Regions from separate parts of the Mus musculus genome. Here region 1 is linked to region 2. A link is a loop called in an ENCODE intact Hi-C map of the cell type or tissue named here. Cell type or tissue: heart. All regions are shown on one strand. Each heading gives the region's core, and the rest is flanking DNA. Links, peaks and the distances in the headings are about the cores only. Region 1 holds the start of Tmc4 (transmembrane channel-like gene family 4). Region 2 overlaps Oscar (osteoclast associated receptor).

What was found. Hi-C counts contacts between places; a loop is a spot of excess contacts. Peaks named below come from ENCODE experiments on the same cell type or tissue, not always from the same donor. Only the 100,000 strongest peaks of a DNase experiment are listed, where the experiment ranks them.
Region 1: a loop joins it to region 2, with 2.2 times the contacts of the local background. A loop is called at or near these places in 3 of 42 quality-filtered maps.

The regions. Positions count from the first base shown.
Region 1 is chr7:3,671,404-3,679,676 of GRCm38, forward strand. It overlaps Tmc4 (transmembrane channel-like gene family 4), which reads right to left and starts at 6,150. Exons shown (of 15, transcript NM_181820.2): 1 at 6,021-6,150; 2 at 5,161-5,365; 3 at 4,023-4,168; 4 at 3,447-3,679; 5 at 3,184-3,305; 6 at 560-707; 7 at 1-38. The coding sequence starts at 6,075. Mboat7 (membrane bound O-acyltransferase domain containing 7) reads right to left here. Exons shown (of 8, transcript NM_029934.4): 8 at 6,386-7,446. The coding sequence ends at 7,056. In heart, for the core only: a CTCF peak has its summit at 3,676 (motif pointing right); a DNase peak (open chromatin) is centred at 3,688; H3K4me3 peaks cover 221 bases.
Region 2 is chr7:3,603,219-3,611,548 of GRCm38, forward strand. It overlaps Oscar (osteoclast associated receptor), which reads right to left. Exons shown (of 5, transcript NM_001290377.1): 4 at 7,851-8,132; 5 at 6,595-7,691. The coding sequence ends at 7,546. Among named protein-coding and RNA genes, the nearest start is that of Oscar, 8.8 kb to the right of the region's middle. In heart, for the core only: a CTCF peak has its summit at 3,768 (motif pointing right); a DNase peak (open chromatin) is centred at 6,043.

The DNA.
Region 1 (8,273 bases), core at 274-8,273, 68 kb after region 2:
GCAGCACGGCGCCGGACTACTGCTTCCTCTAGGTCCACCTAAGGCCAATAGGGACTGCTTCTGGAAATCCGTCCCTTCAGGCCTGACTTTTCTTCGGATTAAACCGATATAGCCCTCTCCTTGTTCCATACTCTCCAGGGCTGTCCGTGGGACCATTTAATTCTTGGGGCACTGGGCCTCTGAAGTCTGGACTTGCATCCCAGGTCTGCCACTCCTTAGTTCATCCCAGAACTCCAAATCTCGCCCTACCTTCTGTCCAAGGCCTACCCTTCTTTGGCCCAACACAGAACCCCAGGATCCCCCTCCTATGAGACTTCCAGCTAGTTCACCTTTTTGAAGCCACGTCCTCATTTCACTTGGGACCAGTCTTAGTTCAGTCCCTTTTCTAAATGAATTCCAGGTCCCAGCCCCCCAACCCTCCCACCCCGTCAGTCTCCTCCATGGCAGGCATTCCTAGCCTGGCTTCTGCTTAGCTGTCTCTTAGCAATGCCTTGCTCCTTATCTTAGTTGGATCTTGTCTGGTTCTCATTTAGTGGTAGCTCCACCTCCCCGAGCACACCTGTAGTTCATACAAAATGATGCGCTGGCGCAGCCGCACGTGCACGTCCCCGCAGAGGCCAAAATTCCAAGCTGAGAACACTCGGTGACTGTAGCTGGTCAGAATGTCTGACTCCGCCAACAGTGTCTCCTTCAACCCGGACACCGAACTGAAAGAACAGACCACAGGAGAAGTGTTGGTGGGGGCACCTTACTTACGGAACATACACTCAAAATCCTGTGACCAGGTGCCACCTGTTCAAGTCAGATAGTTACACAAAGTCTTTGGAACCAAAGACTGAAGAGATAGGAGAATTTAGGGGACACTGCCAGATCTCCAGAGGAAAGAGGGAGATATCTAGGAAAGAGACAAGAGAAGAACAAAAAAGTACATTTTAGAGAAGAGGTGAGCTGGTCTGACAGCATGGCCTTGTAATCCCAGCACAAAAGAAGCTGAGTTAGGAGGATTTCTACAGGTTCAAAGGCCCTCCTGGACACACAGTGAGTTTTAGGCTGAGAGGTGGACAGGGTAACACAGTGACTGCCTTGAGCTGCCCATTCAGACAAGTGTTTGAGGGCGGGCAAAGACCTAGAGAGACTGAGTGGGAGGAAAGGATGAGAACAAAGGAAGAGGAAGACAGAAGTGGACAGAGAGACTATGTTTACCTTCAGTAGCCTCTCCGTGCTCCCCAGGACAACTAGGGAGTGTTCCCACATGATCTCTTTAGAGATCTGTTCTTAGTATTTGGACCCGAGGCAACATCCCTTCTCGTGCAAATCAGAAGGAATCTCTATATTTAAAGGAAACTATCTTAGAGCTTCTCCCAGCTCCCAATATTTAAGTATTTTCCTGGCATAACCAGCCAGCAAGGCATGTGTGTGTTTTAGTGTATGCATGAGTGTATGGATGCACTTGGGAATATGTGTGTGCATGTGGTGTATGCATACATACATACATGGTGATTGTGTGTGTGTGTGTGTGTTTGGAGGCCAGTGATGCACATTAGGTGTCTTCCTCTATCATTCTCCATTTTGTTTTTCAAATGGTCTCATTCATTGAACATGGAACTCACCATTTTGGATAGACTGGCTGGCCATTGAGTCCCTGGATCCTCCTGTCTCTGTTGCCCTCCCCGAGCCTCCAGTGCTGGGGCTACAGGTGTGTATTGCTGTCATACCCAGCTTTTCATTCTGTAGACCAGGCTGGCCTTGAGTCACAGAACTACCTGCCTCTCCAGTGCTGGAATTAAAGGTGTGTGCCACCTCTGCCCAGCTACTTTATCTTTTGAGACAAGGTCTCACTATGAGGGTAAAGCTGGCCTCAAAATCATGATCCTAATACCTGCTGTCACCTACCTAGTACAGGCCTGGGCTCCCAAATCCATTTATTCATGTTTTATATTTGTTCATAATTTATATTTGTTCAGCCAGGTATGGTGGCACACGCCTTTAATCCCAGCACTTGGGAGGCAGAGGCAGGCGGATTTCTGAGTTCCAGGCCAGCCTGGTCTACAAAGTGAGTTCCAGGACAGCCAGGGCTACACAGAGAAACCCTGTCTCGAAAAACAAAACAAAACAAAACAAAAAAAACAACAACAAAAAAAACCCCAAAAAAACCAAAGAGTTCCTGTTCTTCCTGCCTCCACCTCCCAAGTGCTGGGATTTGAGACAGGAGCCATGCCAGTAAGCTTAGTATTCTAATTATTTTTCTTTCTACATTTATTTATTTTGTGTGCATGTGTGTTTATGTGATGGCACCAGTGTGACATGCCATGTGTGTGGTGGTGAGAAGACAACCTATGGAGGAAGTGGCTTCCTTTCCTTACTATGGGGCCTCTGGGGAAGGAACTCAGCTTCTCAGGCTTGGCAGAAAGTGTTCGCATCCGCTGCAAAGTCTTGCCAGCCTAGTGTTCTACTTCTTTTTTCTTTTTCTTTTTTTTTTTTCTTTTGGTTTTTCGAGACAGGGTTTCTCTGTGTAGCCCTGGCTGTCCTGGAACTCACTTTGTAGACCAGGCTGGCCTCGAACTCAGAAATCCGCCTGCCTCTGCCTCCCAAGTGCTGGGATTAAAGGCGTGCGCCACCACGCCCGGCTTTTTTTTTTTTTTTTTTGTGTTCTACTTCTTGATATCACTGGATATTGTGAGATGGAGCCTGGAGTAACCTTCGTGCCTCGGCTTCCCAAACTCTGGGATTATAGTCACACACCTTCTAAACAGGCTTTCATGTGTGTATTGAACCACCTCTCATTAGGTTACCACTAGATAAACTGGGGGTAGGGGCCTGCCTGTTTTGTGCTCCCTCCCTCCCTCCCTCCCTCCCTCCGTCCCTTCATTTTCTTTCTGAGAAAGAAAGCCAAGTTGGCATTGAACTCAAAGATCTATCTACCCTGCCTCCTGAGTACAGAGATTACAGGCATGTGCCAACATACTCAGACAGATAGGATTTTTCTGTGCAGCTCAGGGCGGTCTTCAACTTACTCTGTAGCCTAGGCTGACCTTGAACTTAAAATAATCATCCTGCCTCAGCCTCCTCTCCTGGAGCCTCCTCTCCTGGCTTTAAAATACATTTCAATGTTGAAGAAATGACTCCTGGGGGAGGGGGTGGGTTTCCCCTGCCTATCAGAATCAGGATGTGGGCATCACTAACCGTCGTAGGATGCACAGCAAGTAGATGATGCTGATGGCAAAGACGGAGCACAGGTAGGTGATGGCCAGGTTCGATCGGGGTGGGTAGAACCCATAGAATAGAGGGGACCACTCAAGGTAACCCTGGGGAGGAAGAGGCAGAACAAAGGTCATAGTGGGGCCGGGTGGAGGTAACGATCAGGGAGCTGAGTGATCTGTGTGTGTGTCGTCCAGGAAACCAGGCTTCAAAAGTAAGGAGGTTCCTCTGGGGACCATGGCACCCACCTCTCCAGAGAGCAAGTTGAAAAGCTGGGTGGGGAAGGCGACCAGGCCATGAGTGTGTGGAATATAGGAACCACAGGGTGAAGAGATGTTAGGGCCAGGGGGACCTGGAGGAGCCCCTTCCAGCCAGGTGGGGATCAGCTTCATGCAGATTTCAATGACAGATGCCACCAGGTTGAGAAAGAGCAGGAAGCGCAGCAGGGAGAAGTAGGACTCAGTGCCTGCTCCAAACTGACCTGCAGAGGGCAGCAGAGAGGCCTCAGGTCCCTTACCAGTGTAGTTCCAACCCAGAGTCCTGGCCATAGCCCTCCTCCCTCAGACCCAGAAATCTATAACAGAGCCCTGACTCCTGGTCTGACCCTGGGGTCCAGAAACCAGCCCTCCCCCCTCAGATTCCAGTTCTCTTCTCTCTGATTCAGAAGGGTTCAGGCACTAGTCTTCATCCTTCAGACCAGGGCTGCAGGAACCAGACCTTTTCCCAAAGGCCCAGGGGATAATTGCCACTCCCCTCTCTGTCAGACCCAGGAAACCACACTCCAGCCTCAGACCCCAGGCCTCTTCCTCTAAAGCCCAGCACACCCCCAATTTTCTTCAGCGTCCATGCCCAGGGCTGTATAGTTTGAAAGCCTTCTTTCATTTTTCCCTTGGTCCGGGAAAGCTGTCGGGTCCAGTAGGCAGCCCTGGATTCAGAGCCAGAAGCCAGCTGCCCTGTAGCCTGGCTCTTCCTAGAAAGAGAGCAGAGTCAGCGTCAGAAAATGAAGGGTTTGGAACCTACAAACTGGGAACCACCCAAAGACAGAAACAACACGATGTAACGAGGACAGGCATCGTGGTACTGTATCCATAAACTGGAATACTCTTTAGCAATTAAAAAGGAACCAAATCTGAGCTGGGTGGTGGGGGGGGGGGCACACCTTTAATCCCAGCACTTGGGAGGCAGATGCAGGTGGATTTCTGAGGCCAGCCTGGTCTACAGACTGAGTTCCAATACAGCCAGAGCTACACAGAAAAACCCTGTCTCGAAAAACCAAAAAAAAAAAAAAAAAAAAAAAGGAGCCAGACATAAAATAATGATGGAGCCATGTCTAGTAGTATATGCATGCTTGTATGCTTGTAATCCCAACAGTGAGGTTGAGGCAGTGGAATTGAGAGTCCCAGGACAGGCTGGTAGATTAGTGACATGCTTTTGAAAGAAAATGAGTGCAGTGTGGTGCACCATTCATGCTCGTAGTATCTCAACTGGGAGCAGCGGGCAGAATGATTAGGGCAAATTAGGATAGACAGTGCTTTCAGGTCAGCCTGGGTGACAGAGTGCAACCCTCACTCTGTTTTTGTCTCAACAAAACAGAACAAAATGGTTGGCACGTAAGGGCATTTGTGACCAAGTCAAAACGACTTTGATCCCTGAGACTCAGATGGTAGAGAGAGAGAACTGACTCCTTTACGTTGTCCCCTGAGCTTCGAAGAAAGCTGTGCCACACCCATGCATGATCTTAGGGACACACACACACACACACACACACGTAGAAAAGAAAAAACAAAACAAAACAAGAAGGACGTTTGGGAGAAGGAACAAAAATAAAAAATGATCAAGTCTTCCTGAGTCTCTTAACACAAGGTTCAGAGCCGGCCCAGGCTAACCCTACCAAGCTGGTGGCAAGGAAGTAAACAGAATAACTGAAATCAGGAAAGGGTGTGTCAGTAAAGAGGTGCTCACCTGTGTGCCCGCCTTGCCTGCATAGGCCAGGGAAGTTCCCGGGAAGGGTGAGATTCCATTTGTGCAGTTTCTGCAAAGGCCTGAAGGCTCCTTCCTCCTTCATCATCATCTTCATCCAGTGTTCCCCAAGGGAGCACACCAGGGCCGCGGTATCGCAGCGTAGCAGCGCTGGGGAGATCGTTCAGCACAGACGCCAGCGATGGGCCTGGGATGAACACAAAGGATTGAAAGACAGAGGAGTCCAGGCCACAAGCCTTTCCCCTCAGATCCACAGTCCAGGCCACAGCCCATCTCTCAGACACAAGGGTGCAGGGTTCAGGCCACCTCCCTCAGACCCTGGAGCCAGGCCCCAGACTCTTTTTTCAGACCCAGGAGCCCATGCCCCAACCTTCTTCAGATACAGGGGTCTAGGCCCCAGCCCATTTCTCTCAGACCCAGGGGTACAGGCCTAAAGCCACCCCCCTCAGACCCAGGAGTTCAGACTCGGGTTCTCCCCTCAGATCCAGGGCTATAGATCCCATTATTTCTCCTTCACACTGGGGTTCGTGGCCCTAGACTCTCCCCCACGGAGTCTAGGTTTGAACTCCCATATCCCTTCTACTCTAAGTGTGACTCTAAACTTCAACAACTTCCCGTTCCCTCATTGGTGAGCTTAGAATCCTGGCTCCTCACAAGCCTGATATTAGGGACCCGTTTCCTGACTCTGTCCTCCAAGACCGTAAACTTGTACTGTTTTTCGGGAAATCTGAGTTTCCTTCTTAGGAAACCCAGGAAATGAAAGTCCTCTTCGAGTCTCAGGTTCAGGAGCTCAGCTTCCCTTCCTTTATGAATGGACCTGACTTTGCTGGACTCTCTCCTACCTGTTCTGGCTTTCCGGGAGCTGGAGCAGGCTGGGGACTGGCCCCAGGCTTCCATGTTTGTGGATGTACCGTACTTCCAGCACCCGTTCTTTCTGTCTCTGGAGGCCCCAGGGCGGGGACTGCCCTCGGTAAGGGAGGGAGGGGCCTGCTACAGGTCTGCACCTGGCCACTAGGTGACCCGGGTGACTGCGGTACATTTCCTATAAAGGTCTCCTGGGAATTGAAGTCCTTACAGCCTCCTGAGCGGCCAAACTTCATGGCAGCCAGACCCCCCCACCCCACCCCCCCAATACACACACAAATGCACACTGGCATTCTGGGTCAGTGTCTTTGGTTTGTTGCCCACAGTTATACTCACAAACAAATGCATGTGTAACACTTTATTGGGAAAGCTTTATACATTCTGGCCTGTCACAGGCCAAGGATGACACTGGGTGGTAGGTTGTATGGGGAGCCCAGAAATGGCTCAGGCAGAAGCTGCTGTAAGAGCAAGCTCCCCTGGGGCTTCTCACATTTTAGCTTCTCCTTCAGCATGTGTAAGACCATGGTCTCTGAAACACTGGTGTGATGATAAAAACAAAGAGGAAAACAAGAAGGCTATCCCTCCCCTCTCCCAGAACCTGGCCCTGAAGTTCCTGCCCCCATACTGGGGACCCACTGGGAGTCTGTCTAAGATGCCAGATGACCACTGGTCCCTGCAAGGGCATTTTTGGGAAGTGTGGCTTTTTGAACATCTGAAGATTGTTGCAGAGATAATAGGTTCAAGAGTGGATAGTAATACCCTGATGTTAGCAGAGGAAGGTCTGAAAAGGTCAAGATGCTGAGAGAGCCCAAGAGAAGGATACCTTAGCTTTAAATAGAAGGCAGAGGAATTATTTGGGAAGAGGGGATCCTCTCCAGGCTCTTAGCCAAACAAGGGATTCTTGCTGGGTAAAGGAAACAAACAAACAAACAAACAAAAACCCCAAACAAACAGCCTGGTTCATGGAATTCCCAAAAAAGCTTGAACTGGAAGGCAGGCCAATGCAGCAGAGCTCACTCTTCCCGGAGCTTTTCCTTCGCTTGGCTGCTGGTGGCCTGGGATGGTGTCTTCCTCTTGCTGGGGCTGCCCCCACCCAAAACCAGCCCCAGCCCCAAGCAAGCCAGGGCTAGAAAGTGGACCCAGAAGTAGATGGAGGCCCAGTACCGGAGTGTGTCAGCCATGGAAAGGAGCACAAAGCCCATGCACATGTAGTCGTAGGCACGCATCTTCAGGAACCAGTGGACCCAGTCCCAGGCTTTCTGGCCCCCGGGGCTCAGGTGTCTCCGCAAGGCTGACTCCAAATAGCCCTCAGCAGCCAGGCACAGCGGGATGGTCATGAAGCTTAGGTAGTAACCAGGGTGGAGGCCATGCCAGTAGGCACTCAACAGCATGGTCCAGGCACTCCTGGAGGAAGATATTGAGTCAGGACACACAAGTTCAAGCTTCAGTCCTCACTGTCTCATGCCTCCCTTCCTCAAGCCCAGGAGTACAGGGCTCAGCCCTCCTCCCTCAGATTTAGGAGTTCAGGCCCACTCTTCCTTCCTGCATCCTGAAAGCCAAAGAGGCTATGATTGTCACTGGGAACTGAACTCAGGACCCTGCACAAACCGGGCAATAATGCAGCACTAAGCTGCATCCCTAGCATGCTCAGACAGCTTCTTAATAATCATATTGTTGAGCTGGGCGTGGTGGCGCACGCCTTTGATCCCAGCACTCGGGAGGCAGAGGCAGGCGGATTTCTGAGTTCGAGGCCAGCCTGCTCTACAAACTGAGTTCCAGGGCAGCCAGGGCTATACAGAGAAACCCTATCTCGAAAAACAAAAACAAAAACAAAACAAAAACAAAAACAAAAAGGAGAAAAAAATTAATTATATTGTTAAATGTACATGTGTGTACCATGTGGGTGGCCAGCTACCTGAGGAGGTCAGAAGAAGGCATCAGATCCCCTGATTATAGATGCTTTGTTTTTTTTGCCTGTGTGTATGTCTATGTACCATGTATGTGCTCAATACCCTTGGAGCCCAGAAGAGGATTCCCCTGGAACTAAAATTGTGAGCTGTCATGTGGGTGCTGGGAATCAAATGCGGATCCTCTGCAAGAGCAGCCAGTGCTCATAACCACTGAGCCATCTCTCCACAACTTACTTCCCTAACTTTTCAGTCCACCAATTCTGGCTCTGACTCTGCTAAGGAGGACGGAGAGGGAAGCATCCTCTACTGTATCCTCCAACA
Region 2 (8,330 bases), core at 176-8,175:
CTCACAGTACTCACACAGCCTCACAGCTGTGGCTGTCATCCTGGGTCAGAGGATGACATTTTACATGCCTCACCAGGTCCTCAAAATTCTGAATGAAAACAGAGTCCCAGCACTTACAGAGAAGCCAAGCCAAACTGTAAGTTCTGTTGACTGTTCTATGCCAGTTTCCTACTACCAGAAACATTCTCTCCCAGGGTCGGGGTGGGGAGTGTGGAGCAGGGTTTGGGTTTGGGGAGGGTGAGGTGGGTAGCTGTTACACCATGCAACAGACCTGCTATGAAAGGGGTTCATCGGAGAAGCCAGGAGGAATAAGGACCTGGGGAATGGCTACAGACTGAAGCAGAGCCATAAGTGCAGACAAAAGGTGGACACTGAGGATGGAGAGAAAGAGATAAAGTGCCCGGGAGCAGAGAGTGGGGGCTGGGGTGCCGGTGGTCCTTTTGTCCGAAAGCACACATCTATCGAACTTGGCTGCGGGCAAGTCCTGACATAGGCAATTGCTGTGTCCCTGAGGGCAGGTCAGTGAGATAACCAGTATACTGTGCATGCACACACGCATGTGCACACACACATACACACACACACACACACGCTTGCCCAGCCTGAAGCTGCCTGGTTCACAGATGATGCAGTTTTACGAAGGCAGATATGAGCTCTCAGAGTAAGCGGCAGTAAGCCACACAGAGGTCAAAGGTTCTGAGGCCACTTATGCATGATTTCACATCAGCTCCCAAAGCAGAATTAACTGCTTTCAGGATGGCTCTCCAGCTGGAGACAGGTCGAGATTTATCCTCTACGTTGTATTCAATTTATGGTTTCCGTGTGATGCATACCCATCTTTCCAGAAGAGAAAGAAGTCTGTGAAAACACATAGCCCGAGACAGGTGTGGTGATGCCTACCTTTAATCCCAGCAAAAGCAGGCATCTGTGAGCTCATCATCCACAGGAGAGCCAGAGCTGTAGAGAGATGCTCTGTCTTAAGACAAAAACAAAAAACACCTCACAGCCCATAGTACCGTACCTAAACATGAGCTGGGTAGTTTTATATCAACTTGACACAAACTAAAGTTATTTGATAGGAGCAAACCTCAATTAAGAAAATGCTTCCGAGCTGGGCGTGGTGGTGCACGCCTTTAATCCCAGCACGCAGGAGGCAGAGGCAGGCGGATTTCTGAGTTCGAGGCCAACCTGGTCTACAGAGTGAGTTCCAGGATAGCCAGGGCTACACAGAGAAACCCTGTCTCGAAAAACCAAAAAGAAAAAAGAAAAAAAGAAAATACTTCCATAAGATCAGGCTATAGGTAAGCCTGTAGGGCTTTGGTTTTCTTGTTTTTGTCTTTGTTTTCAGAACAGGTTTTGTATGTACAGCTCTGGATGTCCTAGAACTCAATCTCTAGCCTAGACTGGCCTTGAACTCATCTATTCACCTGCCCCTGTCTCCCAGGTGCTGGGATTAAAGGCGAGTGCTACCACCACCCAGCTGTAATTGATGGGTGAGGGCCCAGTCCATTGTGGTGGTGTTGTACCTGAATTGGTGGTTCTGAGTTCTGTAAGAAAGCAGGATGAGCAAGTGTTAGACCTAAAGAGAACGATTCCACAGCTGTCTAATTTATTTAAAGTGGCCAGCTGGCTGCTTCTCCCAAAGTTGTGATGTCAGAAAACAGCCCCTCACTGGCTTTTGAGGTCTCTATTGTTAGATGTTAGTACTTGCACGGACTCGGAGCTCAAGGCTGCCTGTGGGATAGATAAGTGCAAGAATACATCGTGTGGAAGGGCCATCACCAAGGTAACTGGAAAACACAGTTTTTTTTTTAAAGATTTATTTATTACATGTAAGTACACTGTAGTTGTTTTCAGACACACCAGAAGAGGGAGTCAGATCTCGTTACAGATGGTTGTGAGCCACCATGTGGTTGACTGGGACTTGAACTCAGGACCTCTGGAAGAGCAGTCAATGCTCTTAACCACTGAGCCATCTCACCAGCCCAAGACAGGTGTGAAAACACAGTTTCATAAGGCAAAAGAGTAATCATATATATCACAGGTGTTCGGAGTTTTGCAAGGCAAAGGGCTGGGTACACATCATGGGGTTACAAGTTCAGCACAGGTTGAAAAACATGGCTTGCAGGATACTTAGGCTTAGGAGACAGAAACTTACTCTTGTAAAGTAGGGAGACTTAGTAACAATGTAGCCTCTGTCTTGTCTCACACACAGCCATGAGGAGCAAGCCAATAAGCCTCTGCATCAGGTCCTGCCTCCAGGTTCCTTCCCTGCTTGAGTTCCCGTCCTTATTGCTTGTGGTGATGAACTGTTATATGGGAAGTGTAAGTGAAGTGAATATTTTTCTTCCCAAATTGATTCTGGTCATGGTGTTTCATTGCAGCAATAGAAACTCTAACTAAAGCCAGGCAGTGGTGGTGCACACATTTAATCCCAGAACTTGAGAGGCAGAGGCAGGCAGATTTCTGAGTTAGAGGCCAGCCTGGTCTACAGAGTGAGTTCCAGGTCAGCCAGGACTATACAGAGAAACCCTGTCTCAAAACAAAACAAACAAACAAACGGAGAAAAGAAATGGAAAGAAACTCTAACTAGGACAAAAAAAACACAACCATGAAATTCTTGGCTCTAGGCTCACAAAAGGGCCAGCCTGGGGCCTTGCAAAAAGGTGCTATAATGGTTTGAATAAAAATGTCCCCCACCAGCTCATATATTTGAGTGATTAGTTGCCTGGGAGTGGAACTATTTAAGAAGGATTAGAATTAGGAGGTGTGGCCTTGTTGGAGTAGCTGTGATTTTGTTGGAGGGAAGGGCTAGGCTTGGAGATTTCACAAAGCTCAGAGCAGGCCCAGTGTTTCACTCTGTCTGGATGTAGCTTTTGGCTACTGCGCTAGCTCCATGTACACTGCCATTCTCCCCACCAGGATGATTGCTTGGGAGGAAGCACAGGTCCATCTCGTGTGCAAGCTAAGAAACCGTGTTTGCTCTTCGTCTTCCCCCAACCCCACCTGCAAGGAGAAACCTCCAGGCTAACACATCATCTCTACCTGTCTCCTCATCCCCAGCGCCCCACCCATGGGTGCCTGCCTAGGGTACCAGCCTTTTACCTTATACAGTAATATACATTGGGTATACAATCCCAGCTCCTAGCTCACACATCATCACCCCATGCCTGAGACCCATAAACCCCCCTTGCTTTAGCCTGGGCTTTTGACTCCATTGATCTTCATCTGTGAGATCGGTTAACTCACCCAAGATCTGCCTCTCAATAAATCTGGCTTTATACTTTCGATTTGGCTTGAACTGGCTCATTTTGTCATCATAAAAACCTATTAATGATAATGGGCTAACGCTCTGAAATTGTAAGCAAACCCTCCAATTAAGTGCTTTCTTCCATAAGATTTGCTATGGTCATGGTGTCTCTTACAGTAATTAAGACAGGTGCTTTCGGGGGATGGAGAGATGGCTCAGTAGTTAAGAGCACTGACTGCTCTTCCAGAGGTCCTGAGTTCAATTCCTAGCAACCACATGGTGGCTCACAACCATCCTTTAATAGGATTTGATGCCCTCTTCTGGTGTGTGTCTGAAGACAGCTACAATGTACTCATATGCATAAAATAAATAAATCTTTAAAAAAAAAGACAGGTGTCTGCCACCAATACCATGAAGTCTATCTGTGGGATCTACTTAGCTGATGGAGAAAATCAACTCCCCTGAAGTTCTACTCTGACCTCCACAGGTACATGCTGTGCTGTGCGGTGAAGAATGGATTCTACCACTAGGTGGAGACTTGACATCATCTCTCTTAAGAGGCAGGTCAATCACTCAGGCTGAGGGTCCACCCTGAGGAGGGTGGATCCACCTTAAAGGAACAGGAATAATAATTAACCCTTTAATGCGATTGTGCAATTTGCCTTCCCAGAATTGTTGCTTCAACAAAGTCCCTATAAGCTACTCTGAGGTTCAGCTGGGTCTGCCCATCTCTCTGAATGCCTGACTCTTTCTACTCTGTTTTTTTCTTTTTTTCTTTTTTCTTTTGCTTTGTTTTCGTTTGGTTTTTCGAGACAGGGTTTCTCCGTGTAGCCCTGGTTGTCCTGGAACTCACTCTGTAGTCCAGGTTGGCCTCGAACTCAGAAATCCGCCTGCCTCTGCCTCCCGAGTGCTGGGATTAAAGGCATGCGCCACCACGCCCGGCCTGTCTTTTTCTTAAACCAGCACTTAAGTATGCTTTCCCTGGCACTTTTGCCTTTTTTGCGTCCCCTCTGAAGCTCCCCTTCCCCCTGTGTAGTCAACCTCCATGATGACTTCATTCAAATAGCATGGCCTGGTTTCTCTTCTCCAATTTCCTCTGAGCAGCAACTGAGATTTATAGCTTGCCTGTCCTGGGGCTTTTCTTTCGAATTCTAGTAATTTTTTCCTTGAGCTGGAGTTAAGGCAGTTGTAAACTGACACTGTACAAGCATGTGCAAGTAAACTTAAGATCATAGAACATGAACATGCTCGTTAGATATACATATAATGTCTGAGTGTTGTAATGTGTACAACTTGGTTTTATACACACTTTCTCTCTCTCTCCACACACACACACACACACACACACACACACACAATTTGTTTTTTTAAGATTTGTTTTTATTATTTTTAATCATGTATATACACGGGCTGGTGAGATGGCTCAGCCGGTAAGAGCACTGACTGGAGGTCCTGAGTTCAAATCCCAGCAACCACATGGTGGCTCACAACCACTCATAATGAGATCTGACGCCCTCTTCTGGTGCATCTGAAGACAGCAACAGTGTACTTAGATATAATAATAAATAAATCTTTGGGCTGGAGCAAACAGAGGTCCTCAATTCAATTCCCAACAACCACAAGTTACAGTGTACTCACATACATAAAATAAATAAATCTTTTTTAAAAGTCATGTATATACACACAGGTTCCAGTTGAGGCAAGAGGCACTGATTCCTTTGAGCTGGAATTTCAGGTAATTACAGCTCCTTAACGTGGATGCTGGGAACTGAACTTGAGTCCTTTGCAAATGTGGTACCAATAATTAACCCTAAAGACATTGCCTCAGTCTTGATATGCAGGACGTTTGTATATAGGATTGTCCTTACTCTGTCCTTGTCCAAATATAAATATTAAAATATTTTTAAAAGAAGGGAGGAAGGGAGCAGGAATGGGGAGGAAGGAAGAAAGGAGAAGGGGGTGTGAAGAAATTAATTTTCTGTCTTTTTTTTTTTCATGTGTTGGGAATATGTGTGTCCATCAATTCTCACCAGAGCTGACATGGTTTGTCATTTTACATAAGAAAACTCAGAAGGTTTTCTGTATTGGTCAAGGTTATCCAGGGTAGCAGAGCTGGGATTTTTCTAAACTTGAAGTTTTATATATTATTTGTGGAATAATATATAAATAAGAATATTATTTATATGATTATTTATATATTATTTATTTACCTTATTTCAAGTGCATATGGTGGCCCACACCTTTAATCCCAGCACTGAGGGGACAGAGACAAGCCGATCCCTATGAGTTCAAGGTGAGGAGACAGAGACAAGCCGATCCCTATGAGTTCAAGGTGAGGAGAAAGAGACAAGCCGATCCCTATGAGTTCAAGGACAGTGGGTCTATAGAGTGAGTGCCAGGACAGCCAGGGTTACACAGAGAAACTCTGTTTCAAAAAAGCAAACTAGATAAACATCCTCCACAAATCTGAATCTTCATTAAGTAGAAAGAGAAGAGGAGGAGGTGGAGAACTACAAAAGCAGGACTGGGTATGCACTGCACCAGAATTGAAGCAGAAGTCAGCAGGAATGGTAGTGGTAGGAACTGCTTCCAGATTTGTGTGTCTAATAATGGCCAAGCATTGTCGAGTCAGAGAAAAGAGAAAAGTTAAATTAATAAAGTCAGGAGATACTGGAAGGTAGCCATGCTTTGGTAGGTAAGAGACAAAACAAGTTGCAGAAAACAGGCTGCAGGAATGGTTTGTGTTATTTTTATAATGGTGAGGGCAGCCAAGAGCCCAGTGGGAAGCAGACCAAGCTGGCTGGTTTCCAGGTCAAAGGTCTACTACGTGAGCTCTGTCTACTGTTGCCCTGGGAATGGATCCCCATTGGAGGTAATGTAATGATGGATGTAGTAGAGCTATAAATGTGCCTGGAGTTGAGGTGGGAGCTCTGATTGGTGTTTGTTTGGTCTGGTTTGGGGTAAGGTGGGAGGAGGATGTCATGAAGGAAACGATAAAGCTTCTGCTTCCTGTCTGTCATGGAGAAGCTTCTGGGCCATGTGGTTCTACTTCGTGAGCAGCCCAGCAACATGGAGCCAAGTGACGAGGGACCGAAGCCTCTGAAACCAGATGAACAGTGCTTGCTTGCTTTCTGTCAGGTGTGGGGTCGAAGTGATACAAAAGTCACGGATGCATCTTCACTTCTGAAGATTCTCACTGTCAGGTCAGGACCGGACCAACATAGCCCCATGCTTCCTAGTCCAGTGTAAGAGCATTATGTGCATAATAAACACGTACAACCTCAATGTAAAAAAAAAAAAAAAAAAAAAGATTTCCAGCTGAGTACCATGACTCATACCTGCAATTTTGGTATTCAAGAGGCTGAGGCAGGAACATTTATTCAAGTTCAAGTCATTTTACATTACAGAATAAGACTGTTTCCAAAACATCAAAAATTTATGATTAATTTTTTAAAAATTACCTGGGAGATGGGATTGTAGCACAGGGTAAAGTACTTGCCTAGCACGTAGAAGGACCTGGGTTCAATACTAAAAAATTGCACTAAAAAACAAACGAACAAACCCCCAAAACATTGGAAGAGAAGAGAGAATGAGTACTTTAATCTTATAGATTTGGGGGCCTTGGAGAGATGGCTTAGCAGTTAAGAGTACTGGCTACTCTTCTAGAGGACCTTGGTTGGGGCTTCTAGCACTACATGGTGGCTCACACCCATCTGTAACTCTAATTCCAAGAGATCAGATGCCTTCTTCTGGCTTCCTTGGGGAGCGAGGCCTACATGCATACAGGCAAAGCATTCATATATATAAAAACATAAATTACTTAGGAGCCAGCCAGATGGCTCAGTGGGTAAAGTTGTTGTGGCTAAGCCTGGCAGCCTGAGTTCAAACCCTAGGACCTACAGGATGGACAGAGAAAATCAACTCCTGGAAGTTGTCTTTTTTGCCTCTACACACGGCTGAGGCCTGGGTATTACCCTTAAAATATGGAATTAGAAATTTTTGCTGGGTGTGGTAGAATGAACCTATGATCCCAACGCGGCCAGAAAGAAAAAGAAAGGAGAGGTGGGGAGCCGGAAATAAGGCACAGGAAGGAAATAGAGGTTTTCAAGGGAGGATAAAGTCACTAACATTAGCTGAACATCATTTACCACAGGCCAGTCACTTCCTTTAATCCTTCAACAAGCCTGACAGTGTGGTGAAGAATGAGTATCTGGTGGAGTCTGGAGGCCTAGAGTGTTTCAGAGGGGCTGGTCACCAAGGATCCCAGCTTCTCTGTCCATCTCCAGGCAGTCTCTTCAGTTTTGCTGGGGCAGGAGACCATCAAAGGCAGAGCTCCTGCTGTGCCAATCACAAGTAACTATGATGCCCAAGCAGATGAGGACCATTCCTGCCAGCCCCAAACGGATGAGGTTTCCCTGGGTATAGTCCAAGGAGCCAGAACCTGCGAGCCAAAACGAGGGAGACAGGGTGTTGGTTCTGTATCCCAGAGTCTTGTTGCTTTTCTGTGTTTCTGACACACAGATGGAGTTGTCTCTAAGTTTAATGGAGTTGATGTCCCCTGGTCGCCTGGGTCTGAAGGAGGAGAGCCAGAGCTTCTTACCTTCGAAACTGATGACCAGTGGCTGGCTGCGCTGTGATAGCACATAGGGGGCAGAAGGCGTGTGGTAATAGCAACAGTAGGTGCCAGGTGTGTGTGTGCCGATCAAAAGGAAGTCAGCCCAGGGCTGCACAGAGTCAATATACTGCAGAGGGGTTGCCACGCCTACGCGGTACAGTGCAAAACTCATGCCCGGTATGCGGCCTGCACAGCGCAGGCTTACGTTGGCTCCCGGGGCCACCACAGGCCCAGGCAGTGCCACCAGTGATGGTCTGGGGAGCTGATCTGTGGAACACAGGCAAGGTCTTAGATAGGCTATCTGTCCTGAATGGTCCTCTCCCTCCTCCTCCCTTCTCTTCTGCCTCCCTTCCCATCCCCCAAACTCTCTCCCCTCAGTAAGTTCAGGAATTTCTCAGTGTACCTCCCTATCGCCTCTCTCCTTGTGTTCCTTTTCTACCCTCTCCTACCCTCCTTCACCTCACT